Regions from separate parts of the Mus musculus genome. Here region 2 is linked to region 1. The links are chromatin contacts, found by POLR2A ChIA-PET in ENCODE. All regions are on one chromosome and are shown on one strand. Each heading gives the region's core, a stretch centred on a gene start or an enhancer-like site at or near the end of the contact. The rest is flanking DNA. Distances are from core to core; before and after follow the strand shown.

The links. ChIA-PET counts read pairs that join two places held with the same protein, here RNA polymerase II (POLR2A).
Region 2: POLR2A ChIA-PET joins it to region 1 with 11 read pairs in Patski. The contact joins the promoter of Zfp609 here to the promoter of Rbpms2 in region 1. POLR2A ChIA-PET finds 5 or more read pairs at or near these places in 2 of 5 experiments (Patski and embryonic stem cell).

Annotation. Positions count from the first base shown.
Region 1 is chr9:65,625,508-65,632,333 of GRCm38, reverse strand. It overlaps Rbpms2 (RNA binding protein with multiple splicing 2), which reads right to left and starts at 1,752. Exons shown (of 8, transcript NM_028030.3): 1 at 1,437-1,752. The coding sequence starts at 1,505.
Region 2 is chr9:65,822,704-65,829,564 of GRCm38, reverse strand. It overlaps Zfp609 (zinc finger protein 609), which reads left to right and starts at 2,001. Exons shown (of 10, transcript NM_172536.3): 1 at 2,001-2,099. Trip4 (thyroid hormone receptor interactor 4) reads left to right here. Exons shown (of 14, transcript NM_001357872.1): 14 at 1-638.

The DNA of each region.
Region 1 (6,826 bases), core at 503-3,002:
CAGGAAGCACTTGCCCTCCCCGAAATTTCAGCACAAGGGGGTGGGGAAACAAGCAGAGATCACAGACACAACAGCAAACAACACACTCCTCACTTCCAACTCTCAGAGGAGACTCTAAAAACCATTTAGATCAGGATGGGGTGAAGGGCCCCAAAGGTTCAAAGAGGACAAAGCCAACAGTAACCAAGACCAGCTACCACTCACTCCAGAGCTACTAGTAGAGACCTCAGGAGCGGTCTCCCCCCTTCCATTTTCCATCGTTTGAGTGAATCATTGCATATAATTCCCTGCCTCCTTGTTCCAGGATCCAAACCTAGATTATCAAGATGTCTCAAGATGTCATGCCACTGGTGCACTGAAGCTGGTAGCAGGCCTCTTGCTGGCCCAGCCCAACAGTGGGTCATTCTGCACCAACTCATTAGCACAACCAGTAAGAAACATCAGGGCCTCTGCGGTTTCTACCCCAGACCAAGGGGAAGGGCCCTAGGGCTGGATAACTGGCCCTTGGTTTCCTGGGCAAAAGTATGCCAGGGCGGGGCAGGAAGGGTCTCTCAGCCCTGGAGTGACACAGCATACGTTAAAGAGCTCCCTAGGAGCCTAGAACCCATAGTAGTTGAGCCGGCCTGCCTAGTTTCCACTCGAAGTTACCTTAAAGGTTTTTTATCCCCCACAAGTACGTCGTCCTCACCAGGCGATAAAACCACGAGCAGTGATGATTCCTTGACGCGGTCTCATAACCTCTTTTTCTGCATAGGGCAGCTGGACAAGATTATGTCACCTCTCCTTGGAAGATCCCACCCTGGCCAGTGTGGGGTACTGGCTTGGCTACTAGGTCAAAGGGCGAGAACAGGGGATACTCAAGGCTTCTAACTTCTCTCTTTTCCGACTTTAATTAAATTGCCGGCTCAACTCTCTGAAGAAGCCCAAGTTCTGAGACAGGGCGAAAAGCCCGCCTGCCCACTGAGACCACAGCTCTAACCTAAGCGCAGGGCAGCCGGCCAGGCCTCCAAGGTCACGGGGAGGGGGCGAGGTGGAAAGGCTGGAGGGTGAGCCAGCTTCCCGCACCCACCGGGATAATCCCTCTCAGCTCCTTACAGTCGGGGCGGAGGTCCAGGCCACCCAGGAGGCGCGCCTCAGGCGAAGCGTAAGCCCCACCGGGCTTGGGGAAGGAGGGCAGCGGGAGTAGGACCTCCGCGGCGCCCCGAGCCCACCACGGGGACGCGCGCCCTCCTCGAGCCCCGGAGGGCGGGGAGACAATGCCGGCCCCGCCGGGCTAGTTCAGGCCGCACGCCTCCGCCCGCTGGACATGGGCTGCTCCTCCCCAGGGCGAAGGGCAGCGGAGGGAAGGCGCCAGGAGCGGTGGCCCGCAGGACCTCGCGCCGCCCGCGGCCCCGCGTGCACCTCACGCGCGCCGGCTCCCGCGGCCGCACACCCACCTCCTCCTCCAGCGGGCTGCCGGTGCCCGCGCCCGTGCAGTGCTCGACGTCCGGCTTCAGGTTGCTCATGGTGAGGGGGGACGCGGAGAGGGAAGCGGGACGCTCTGTCCCGTGGTGGGCAGGGGCACGGCGAGCCGTGCGCCCCCGAGGAGAGTGCGAGCTGGTGAGGAAAGCGGCTGCTGCCGCGTCAGGCTACGGAGAAAGGAAAGGGGGGGGGGATCACATTAAGTTTGGCGGGTGCGGGAGGCGGCCGGAGGGGCAAGGCACCGGGAACCCGAGGGAGCGGAGCCCGTGCGGCCACCGCCTCCGGCTTTTCAGGGCGGCCCGCGAGTGCGCTCGCGGCGGCGGGGGGCGGGCGCCGGAGGAGGGGGCGGGCGCCGGAACCGGCCTCAGCTGGGGCCCGGCCCGCCCCTCCCCCGCCCCGCCCCCGCCCCGCGCGCGGTCTCCGGGGGAACGCGCAGCCAATCCCCGCAGCCCAGTGCGGGCTCGCCCCGGCCCCGGCCCGGTCCCCAGCCCCGGCCCGGGCCGCGACGCTCCGGCCTTTCTGCCTTCCTTGGCTCCGGCGTTTTCCCGACTCCGCTTCCTTGGTCGACCCCCACCCCCTTCTCCCTTTCTCTCCCCGACTCGGCTCCCTTGCACCCCACCGTTCCCTTCTCCCAGACAAGTTTTTTAAACTTTGATGAACTCTCTCAGAGAACTTTTCTTAAAGGAGCCGCGCGGGCTTGGGTGGAGCTTGAGGTGACCCGCACGTTGCATCCCCAGCCAGGGCGAGGGCGGCGGCGGCGGCAGCGGGGCTCCCGGTTTCATGCCCAGATGTGGAGGTGTAGGCTGTCGCGAGCACATCGTTCGCCCCGAATTCCTGTCGGGTCCGGGCCAGCGGTTCTCTTCGCGCGAAGCAGCCGGGGACCGGGTTTTGGGGGTGAAGGCGAGGAAGGGGTAGGGCGGCAAACACCTGATCTTGAGCAAGTCACCGAGAGTTTTTTTTTTTTTTTTTTTTTTGGCTGAGTGACCTTGAGGAAATCACTTCCCCTATCTGGCCAGAGGATTCCAGCCCAGTTGGTGGGGATTAGAATACAAATTCTTTCCTCACTCTCACAACCTCCGTCACCTCAAAAGAGGAGGTGAAGGAAGCCCAATCCTTTTTAACTTCAGGAAGGGGGGGTACCTCGACTAACCTAGAAGGTTCCGTTCGTTACCTCCACCCCGCTTTTAAGACTTCTCACGGCTCGTTCTTTTTCCGCTCCAATTCCGAACCCCAGGGTGGGGGAGGGAAGAGCCGGCTGACGCCTAGGGCGGGGTCGCCTAGACTCCCACCCAGTGGTGGCGGGGGGGGGGGGGGGGGGCGGCCTCAGGGCCGGATTTTCCCCCAGGCCGAATAAATGCTGACCAGGACGTCTCCTGCCAGCAGCCTGTAAAAAACCGGCACCTACCTGAAGTCGCACTGGAAGAGTAGCGGCCCTGACTGCCCTGCGGAGCCGCCAGAGCACTGGGGTTCTTTCGTGCGCCCCTGCCCATGGGTTCCTTTATGTGCACTGAGACATCCCAGCCGCAGTCCCCGATAATCCTTGAGCAGCCATAGCTGAGAGGAGAGCGGATTGGGCTCGGCTCAGGTGTCTCCCGGTGGGATCTACTGCCCCGACTCAAAGCACGGAACTTAAGTCTTGGTAGCGGGATTCGGGGCGTGAGGCCGCGCTCAGAGGCGGTCCAGGTGAAAAAAAGTCTTGGTTTGCAGCCCCCTTACCAGTTAGGAACCTTGACCTTGGGCATTGGCTTAGTCCCTGGGGACTTCCCTGTGCGGACCTGCCAAATAGAGTTAGCTCCATCATGCGTGAGAGCTGTGCTGTGACTCCCTGATAACTTGTCATCTCACGGATAAGTAAATGGAGGTTTTGCCAATGATATGTTCACCCATTTGGGAAGTAATTGTTGAACCCCTACTGTGACCCGGGCCTGTGTACTTGACTATACTTATTTATTGGTAACACAGAATTGCCACTACACACACTAGTGCTAATGCTTGGGTCAGGCCCTGCTTTCTGCAAGAGTCAGGCACTGATAATCCGAGGTTAGGTGCTACACTTTCCCAGAGTTTTAAGGTTCTTCCAGCTTCCAGCATCTCCAGGTGTTTTCAATCTTGTGCGTCCTCAGATACCTCTACCACACTTTCCCCTCCTGCAAATCTTCCTATAAGTCTCGCGAAGTCTTCTTCCTTTGCCAAAGAGGAATTCCCCCTTCTCCCTCCCTCCTTCCCTCCTTTTAGGATCCTGCTGTAGAAGTCTGCTGTAGGGCTGGAGAGATGGCTCAGTGGTTAAGAGCACTGACTGCTCTTCCAATAAATAAATCTGAAGAAGAAGAAGGAGAAGGAGAAGGAGAAGGAGAAGGAGAAGGAGAAGGAGAAGGAGAAGGAGAAGGAGAAGGAGAAGAAGAAGAAGAAGAAGAAGAAGAAGAAGAAGAAGAAGAAGAAGAAGAAGAAGAAGAAGAAGAAGAAGAAAGAAGAAGAAGAAGTCGTCTGCTGTAGCTTTTCCAGGGGAGAAACCCAGTCAGTTTTCTAAACTTAGGTAACCCCTATAGGGTTGATTTGAACTTTTCTTTTTTAAATTTATTTTTTTTATGAGTATACTATACCTGTCTTTAGACACACCAGAAGTGGGCATCAGATCCCATTACAGATGGTTGTGAGCCACCATGTGGTTGCTGGGAATTGAGCTCAGAACCTCTGGAAGAGCAGTCAGTGCTCTTAACCACTGAGCCATCTCTCCAGCCCCCGATTTTAACTTTTCTAATCCAGAGGGGCATCTTGTAGTTAAGGACTCTGTCTTATAGATGAGGAAGCTGAGACCCAAAGAAGTGACAGATGAGGCAGGGACCTCCTTGGGCCCCCATGGCTGCATTTGTCACTTTAGGAAATTATCAATTCAGTTAGAAAGTAATACTTTTCTAATGCTAATACTTTGTAAATACTGAAAAATACCTAGTGGTGAACAGTCCAGCTGCCTGATTCACAAGATTATTAAATTCTTCTAGTCCTTTTTCTATGCATACTTTAAAACCAAGATTACACTCTGTTCTGAACATATACTTAACTTTTCTTTTTCTTTTCTTTTTTTTTTCTTTTTTTCTTTTGGTTTTTTTTCGAGACAGTGTTTCTCTGTGTAGCCCTGGCTGTTCTAAAACTCACTCTGTAGACCAGGCTAGCCTTGAACTCAGAAATTTACCTGCCTTTGCCTCATGAGTGCTGGGATTAAAGGCGTGCACCACCATGCCCATGTACACACCATGCGGTGGTGTACATTTTTAATCCCAGCACTCGGGAAGCAGAGGCAAGCAGATGCCTGTGAGTTCAAGACCAGCCTGATCTATAGAGGGAACTCCAGGACAGCCAGGGCTTCACAGAAAAACCTTGTCTCAACTAAAAAACACCCCTCTCCTTTTATTTTACGTAGTGTATGTGCCTGAGTATGTGTAGTGCACCACCTGCACGTATGTATGTCCTCACAGAAGTGGGAGGACATCAAGAGTTCTTGGAATCTAGAGTCCTCTGGAAGAACAACAGCTGCTCTTAACTGCTGAGCCATCTTTCTAGACCCATAGATAAGTAACAGTTTTTATGGGGATTCATGTGTATGTGGAGGGAGTGAGTAGGTGATGTGCCTGTGTGCATGTGGAGGCCAAAACAACACATCCAGTCTCTCTCACTCAGCCTCTTGTTGCCATGCTTCAGACGGAAGCTCTGCTCTTCTGCTAGGCTAACAAATTCTCAGAATCTACCTTGTCTGTTCCAAAAGCCTGCTTTACATATATGCTGAGGATTTGAACTTGTAGAGCAAGGCTCTGATCCACTGAGCCGTTTCCCCAGAACCATAAAGATTCTTAATGTGGCCAGGCAGTGGTGGCGCATGCCTTTAATGCACTTGGGAGGCAGAGGCTGGTGGATTTCTGAGTTCAAGGCCAGTCTGGTCTACAGAGTGAGTTCCAGGACAGCCAGGGCTACACAGAGAAACCCTGTCTTGAAAAACCAAAAAAAAAAAAAAAAAAAAAAAAAGATTCTTAATGTGTCAGAAAAGCTTCCTGCATGTGTGATACCTCTTAAGCACTTCAGAGGCAACTGTCTGATTTTTTTCTGTACCCCCCAACCCCTGAAAGTATATCTCCAACCCTAAAGAGATTTGGAGATGAGGGAGACCAGAAGGCTCTGCCCAGCCCACTTTTCCCTGTGTGTCATTAGGATTTTTGATATTGCCTATAGGATCAGTCCTCATCTGGCTAGAAAGAGAAGCTGTGGTAGTACAGGTTTGGCTTCCTGCCTGGAAAATGGGAGCTTTCCCTCCAACTATGCCAGTCTTTCCTCCTCTGGCCTCACCTCTGAGCTTCTCACACTTCTATCCCCTGCAGTCTCCCCCACCCCAGCTTGCCCTTCCTCGGTTTCCACTCTCCTTTCCATATGCTCACAGTGCTGCCTTCTTTCTTTTGAGCCTGGGAATACCTTGTTTTGGAATCTTCCCTAATTCTAACAAGTATCCTACAGAGGTGTAGCCTCCGGGCCTTTAGCAAAGAGCTTAAGCAGTGGCTTTTCATTAAGATATCTTCAGCAAACTTACACTGAATAATATTAGGCTGCTTCTGTAGGAGGCTTCAGAGTTGTCTGGTGCCTAAGCCCCTTTCTCTAATTTTCTGTGCATATATTTCTTGTTTAACTATTTATTCGTTTGATTTAAGGCAGGGTCACACTCGCCTGGAGCCTGCTGTGTAGACCAAGCTATCCTCAGACTCAGCGATCCTCTTGCCTTTTCCCCTAGGTGCTGGGATCACAGTTGTGTAACACCACTCCTGGCCACAGCCTTTCACTCTTTTTGTGGTTTTTGTTTGTTTGTTTTATGTTTTTTGTTTTCAAGTCAGGGTTTCTCTGAAAAGCCTTGGCTGTCTAGAAATTGCTTTGTAGACCAGGCTGGCTTTGAACCCATAGAGATCTGTCTTCTGCTCCTAAAGGCATGCACCACCACACCAGTTCATTCTTAATAAGTAGGGGGGAAAAAAAAGTCAGATCACCTCACTCCTGAGAAACACCTTCCTGGTGTGTCTGGGCATTCCCAAGCAGATCTTAAGAATTCTGACTTCGACGGGCGTGGTGGTGCACGCCTTTAATCCCAGCACTCGGGAGGCAGAGGCAGTTGGATTTCTTAGTTCGAGGCCAGCCTGGTCTACAGAGTGAGTTCCAGGACAGCCAGAGCTATAAAGAGAAACCCTATCTCGAAAAACCAAAAAAAAAAAAAAAAAAAAAAAAAAAAGAATTCTGACTTCAACGTCACCACAAGATGTCCTGGGTAATAACAGCATTGGTTCAGGACCTTAAGATTCAGAAGATGGGTGTTTCTCAGGCTTATTTTCTTGGT
Region 2 (6,861 bases), core at 752-3,251, 200 kb before region 1:
GGTACTGCAAATACACCCATAGATAATGTGAGCAAGAAAGCTTGGCTACAGCCAGGGAAACTGTTTGTAGACACTTTTTTGAGACAGTCTGTGTAACCCAGTTCAAGCCCAGGCCTAGCCTTAAGTTTTAGATCTCTAGCGTCAAGCTCCCAAGTGCTGGAGTCTGTACCACCACACCAGATTCTTATAACTTTTGTGTTGTAAAATATCTTCTTTTATTTAAATATTGTTAAAATGTAAAAATTAGTTTTTAACTTACAGGATTTACCAAAACGTGGTAGTGAATCTGATTTGTTCTTTGGGCTACTAGTTTGCCAATTCTTGCTCTCGAGATACAAGAAGTCAAAACTTGAGATTCTCTTACTGTCTTATACATTAGATCCTTGTCTTTAGTCAGAGTCAGCTAACTGTGATTAAAAGCTAAGTAGAACTGTTTCCTTGTCCCCTAACTGTTTTAGTCTAGTGCTACAATGTTTAACCCTTCATTAAATCACAGAGATATGGAACACTAAACCCTGTTTTTCCTTTCTGTTTAAGCCCTCATTTTGTAATATAGAGTATAGATTGGTAAGTTGGCCGCCACTCTGAGTCATCAGTTCTGTCCCTTTACTATCCAATAAAACTATCTATGGACCAAGAGGGAATTACTTTTTCCTAGACTAGATGGGCTTGGGCTTAGCGTTCATCTTTAAGCTGTCAGCTCTCCCACCCTCCTTTTCTTTCTGTGAAGATAGCAAAGTTATGACTCACTCGATCTCTAAGTCACATGCTACTGTGAATGGCACCAGTGAAGAGTGCCCTTAGGATAAGAGAATAAAGGTAACTGCATAGCTGAATAAAATGGTCTCAGACACAGGAAGGGCATGATGGGGGTTCTTGAGAATTGGATAAACATTGGTTTGCTATGGTAGGAGGTGGAAGTCTTAGGTCATGAAGCAGTTTCGTAAGCAACTGGTGGGAGGGCTCAATTTCACAAGAACAGAATGTCTGCTGTGTAGATGGTGTGCTGGGCAACCTTAAGATAGGTAACAGATTTAAAAGTCACAATCTATAGTGACAGAATGGTGAGATGGAGTGCAGAAACGGGCTCAAGGTTAAAAAGCAGTAAGATTTAGTGATACTGGATGTTGAGGTGGAAAGGGACACAGGTACTCTAGAGGAAAACAAACGATAATCAAAGAAAAACTGAAGACATTGAATAAAAAAGGAGTTTGAGGGCCAGTGAGATGGCTCAGTGGGTAAAGATGCGCGCTGCTAAGCCTAAGGATCTAAGTTTGATCCCTAAAACCAAATGGTGGAGGGAACGACTCCTGCAAATTGTCGGCTGACCTGCAAACGTGCGCCACGACACGTGTCCTGTCCCCCCCAACCCCCACCCTAAATTCTTTACTTAAAATAGTTTGCCGAACTAAGCGGCAAAATGGATGAGACAGTTAAGAGCTGTGCACTTGTCTTCTGTTCTTTGTAGAAAGGTTCATGTTCAGATCCCATGATCTTTCCTCTTTCCACGATAGAAAACATCTGTATTTAAGAGCTAACGCTTCTCCAGAGACTTTTCGGTGAGAAGTCTTATCCAGCCAGGAATCTGCACGAGGAGAGAGCATTGGGTTCAAACTGTCCAGCCCGGTCTTCTGAGCTTATCTTAGTTTCGACCCGCCCGCCAGGTTTTCCAGCATTCTTTTCTCAGGGCTCGCAGCTACCGCGCATTTAGAGACCCAGGACTTAGCTCCTGCATCCAGGTTCCGGGTTTCCTCGTGCACTCGCCCGCTCCAGACTCCATAGCGCACGGAATCCGGATCCGAGAGCACGAGAATCCAGTGTCCAGGTCTTCCAGGCTGCCCTGGTTGTCCCGGATCGCGGCGGCGGCGGCGGCGGTGGCGGCGGCGGCGGCGGCGGCGGCGGCAGCTGAGGGACCCGCAGCCCCGGACACAGCGGCCCCGGCCAGGCGGGGCGGAGCGGCGCGGGGAGGGGCGGAGAGCCGGGGCGGGGAGGGGGAGGGGCCGCGGCCCAGATGGCGGCCCGGGACGCGTAGCAGTGGTGGCTCTGCGGCCCGGGGCCCCGGGCGGGCGGAGGTGGCGGCTCCCGGGACCGGCCGCGCGGTGAGTCTAAGCTTTGTGTGGAGCCGGGGCTGGGAGGGGGAGGCGACTCTGGGGGAGGCCCGGCGCCGAGGGGCGCGGAGGGCGCCGGAGCAGCGGCGCCCGGCGGAGGAAGTGGGGGTTGGGGGGGCCGGGGCGGAGCGAGGGGAAGGTGTGTGCGGGGAAAGCGGGGTCGTTGCGTGGGTGGGGGAGGGGGCCTGAGGTGAAGTTCAAAGCATGGCCCGGGCGGTTCGGGCTGAGGGTGGCGGTGCCCGGGATAGTCTCTGATTTGGCCAGGTGGTAGGGGCAGGCCAGAGAGTTTTCGGAGGCTCTGCCGAGGGAGCCCCGGGGCGACTGGGGCTCGTTAGGGACTCAGGGGAGCGTCGGGAGCGGAGGGTTGAAAGCAGGACGTGTGCGCGACCCGGGAAAGGAGAGCAAGGTGGCTGGGAGCGTGCAGGCAGTAGGTTGTGGGTGTGTGCGCCTTTCCAGTCTTAGGTCACATTTTACTCCTGTCCTTTTCTTCAAGATGGAGGGATCCCTAGGCCTGGACTTTAAACTGCTGTCCCTGTATCCCCGGGAGGGTTTGAGACCCTGTCCTGTTTGGAAACCCCATGCTGCCCTCTTTTCCCTTTATGTGTAATTACGGTTGGATCATCTCTCTGCTTGGTTCAGATTCTCCTTCCTCCCTCTGGGGCTGAGGAGGAGGAGACACATCTGACCAATTAATGTGTGTTTGTGAAACAGGCAGCGGCAAACAGTCATTTCGGCTTCTAGGAATTAGGCTCACACAGGGTGGAGAGAGCAGAGCCCTTCAGGGGGAATATTTCTGAACAAATCACAGATGATTAAATTCTCTCAGAAACCGCTTCCTACCTAAATGAGAGTGGGAAAGATGGGGGAGAAAGCCTGTCTGTTTCCAGCCATGTGTCCAGAGCCCCAGGGGTTGAGGAGAGTCCCTAAGCCCCCACAGGCCTCTCTTTTCTGTATTAGGCTTTGCTCTGCAGCCTTGAGTTAATTTCACCCCTGCTGCTTTGTCTTGGGGGAGGGAGTGCTGGTTTAGGCTGTTGTGAGAGATGACTGTTCTGCTGCCACACAATAGTCGTGTCATTTTATCGGGAGTGCTACCCCAGGGCTGAGAACTGTTGCAGCAGAGATAAACCGGTCCCTCTCACTCGCCTATTGTGTACACAGTGAAGGTCATAGGTTCAAGTCTTGTCTGAGAGCTTTGGATATGCTCCATCTCCCAGGCTCCTCAGTGCCATTTTCTTCCTTTTCCAGACTGGGGCTTGCCATTGGAAGAGGCCAGACAGAAAGGCTCTTCTTTTTGAGTGAGGAACAATGCAGGGCTCACTGGCACACATTTTTCAGAAGAATAGAGGATGCCAGCCATGTTGTGCCTGCCTCTGGTTAGCCTGTAACTAAGTTGTGAAGGAATAGCGTCTGGGACACGCCACCCTCATGCTTTGTGGCAGACCTTTGAGGAAGGTGACTGTGAAGAAGGTTCTGTACTTGCATAAAACATTGTATTTAAATGTCTCTGTATAGAAATGGGAGTCTCCTGCAGTTATTTTTGTTTGTTCTCTTAGGAACACCACTAAAGGCCTGTATATGAGTAAGATAGGGGAGTCCAGGACCAAGTGCCCCCTCCCCCAATAGGGACTCATTAGTTGCCCAGGCTGGTCTCTAACTCAAAATCATTCCTGGGCAGTGCTAGCAATTACAGGCATGCACCTATGCCCTGCACCCTGTTCCCTTTTTAAATGGTGACTTCCTGGTGAATAATTACATAATAATAACAACAACAAAAAGCTGCTCAATTTGCCCAAGACAAGTTTTGAAAACAAAACTTGCCTTTTATAATTCAGTATTTAATGAGAGAAGATGATTCAGGTATTATGGAGAGAAATTTGCCACAGAGAGGAACTGCTAAAAATCTTTTGGATCTGGTATTAGAGAAGGATAGGAAGAATCAGGTCCTTGACTGTGTTATGAAAGTCTCCAAGCAGTATTTTGGTACCATTAAGTCTCTCACATCAATTACATATATAATCAATTATAGCTAATGTAATTGTATTACAAGTGTAATTACAAATGTAACAATTACCTATAGATAGGACTAGAAAAGATGTTTTCATGGAAGACTTTAAAGACGTCTTTTTTTTTTTTTTTTTAAAGAACTACTTATTTTATGTATAGCCATTACAGATGGTTGTGAGCCGCCACGTGGTTGCTGGGAATTGAACTCAGGACCTCTGGAAGAGCAGCCAGTGCTCTTAACCAATGAGTCATCTCTCCAGCCCCCTAAGGACATCTTTTAAAAGATTCACTGTAAAGGGGATTGTATTCAGTATGCAGTGTATAAAATAGCTATCTAACCATTTTCTATAGTTTATCATCGAACGGGGCCCTTTGGTTTTTGTTAAAGGTCTTTCAAGACAAGACAAGAAATGCTAACTGTGGTCTCTCCCTCCATTATCCTTTATATCGTTGAGTTTCTTTACATGATGGCCTGGCATTTAGATGGTGGGACTTTAATAGGAGAGAACAGGTTATTTTGACACTTAATTTTTTTTATAGTAGAACTGTTTTTAAGCCTTACCAAAAGCATTATGTGCCCCAGGCTGTTTCTAACTGTGTGTCCCAGGCTTCTTAGCATGCCCCAGTTAAACTGAAGTTAAGGCCTTTTTCTTCTTGGGCTGTTGGTGTTTTTTTCTTGAGTGTTGTCAGTGAAAGCAGACCCTCACATTAAGTTTACCTCGGTTAGCTTTAGTAGTTTCAGAGTTGGACTTTTGAGTGTGAGCATCCCTTAGATGCATTTTGAGTAAATGTGATTCTGAAGCCACTGAATTCTTCACCTCCACGTTCTTGGTAGGAAATATTTCCTCATGAGAAGTCTTTATAACCAGACACCTCACTGCTTATGACTATGTTGTGTGTGTGGATGTGGCTCCTTGTATTAATGTGTTATAGTTAGCATTTAGCAGCTAAGTGCCTGGAACAGGCTAACTTGTTGAGGAGTTACTGACTGCTCTGTTAAACAGAAGAACCACTCCTTATTTATTATCTGACTATCAACACTTGAGCCTGAGTTCAGGCATGGAGGATACAGACATACAGGGACATTTGTTCTCCAGTAGTTGCCACTCCGCTTCCTCTTTCTACTTCTTTGCCAGGCATCTTAATACTTCCACTGCTCCAAAGGCAGCTAAGCGATTGTTATTTTCATTGTGGAAAACCAGCATGGCTGGGACTACTGCCAGGTACTAAGATAAGATAGCCTTTGGTTGTGCGGCAAGTTTTCTTTTCAGCAGCTTAATTCTCACATCTACTTTATTTTTTAGTTTCCTTTTTTTAAAAAATAAAAGAGCAATGCTGCAATGAAAAAAAATGAACAAAACACAAAACCCACAGTATGTTAAGTAGTGCCTTCATATCACCTCTCTGATAGAAGTCGGCTGTGACAGGCAGAATGAAGATAGGCGGTGCTGATTGGCAGGTTCTGGGTCCACTAAGTGTCAGTGAAGGACTCTTTTCACTAGAGAACAGGTAATTCACCGAAGCACCTGCCTAGCAAGGCGTGTGGCGGTGGCGGCAGCTGTGCAGCTGAAGAGGGATTATTGAGCAGGTGGCTGAAAAATCACATGCCACATTGACAAGAAAATACTCAGTCCTGTGTGGTGTAGGCTCCGTTCACATGTGTGAAATTGCACTTTGTTTCATATTTCTTAGTGCCTATTGTTGATTTGTGAGTGAGAAGGTAATGGAATAGAGAAAAGAGGTTCTTTTCTGAGTAGCATGCCTTGGTCATGGCCCTACATGGCCCTATTGTACTTCTGGAAGTTCTGGCTTTCTGCCCCATGAAAGGGAAGGAAATAGTGGTAATTCAGTGCTTCTAGGACTTGCTTATTAAAAGGAAATGGGAAACAGAAAATGCTTTGCTGACTTGATGGTGGAAAGCTTTAGTGCCCTGGGAGGATGCCCAGCTGGTTTTATGCAAAGGTCCAATTGACTTTGCTCTGCTACGTACACCTGAAACTCCTTATGCAAAAAATTTGCATGTTTTTATTTTACAAATATCATTTCCTCCATGAAGTTTGTATTTCTTCAGTTTGCTTTCATCAGTTTTTGTTTTTTCTTGATCTTCCTAATGCCACTTATTAAAACCAAATTATCACCAGAGGGCCAAATGATGTTAAGGAACGATTTCTATTAAATATTTATTTTAAAAACAGTAAAATAAAAGCAACTATTGCATTTACTGTGATTTGGAATAATACTTTATATTTTAAGGATTTCTGAAAATTCATAGATTTTCCTTTAGATTGTTATTACCATCTTTTTAAAAAAGATTTATTTATTTTTGTATATGAGTATACACTGTAGCTGTATAGATAGTTGTGAACCTTCATCTGGTTGTTGGTAATTGAATTTAGTTGCTCTGCTCCCTTCGGTTGGCCGGGCGGTTTATGAGCCACCATGTGGTTCCTGGGATTTGAACTCAGGACCTTTGAAAGCGCAGTCGGTCCTCTTACCCGCTGAGTCACCTCACCAGCCCCTGTTACCATCTTTTGTTAGCATGATTTTCCTTTTCCGTGTTCATTAAGGCAATTTGCTCGCTCATATCCTTTTGAGATGGTGTCTTCCTATGTAACCTGGGCTGGGATTACAAACATATACCACTACCCTTGGCCCCAGGCTAAAATAATGAACAAGTAACTTGATGTTTGTTTTATAATAATTTTCTGTATTAGGTCCCAGGCTCCATGGCCCTTCTATTGTTACACAC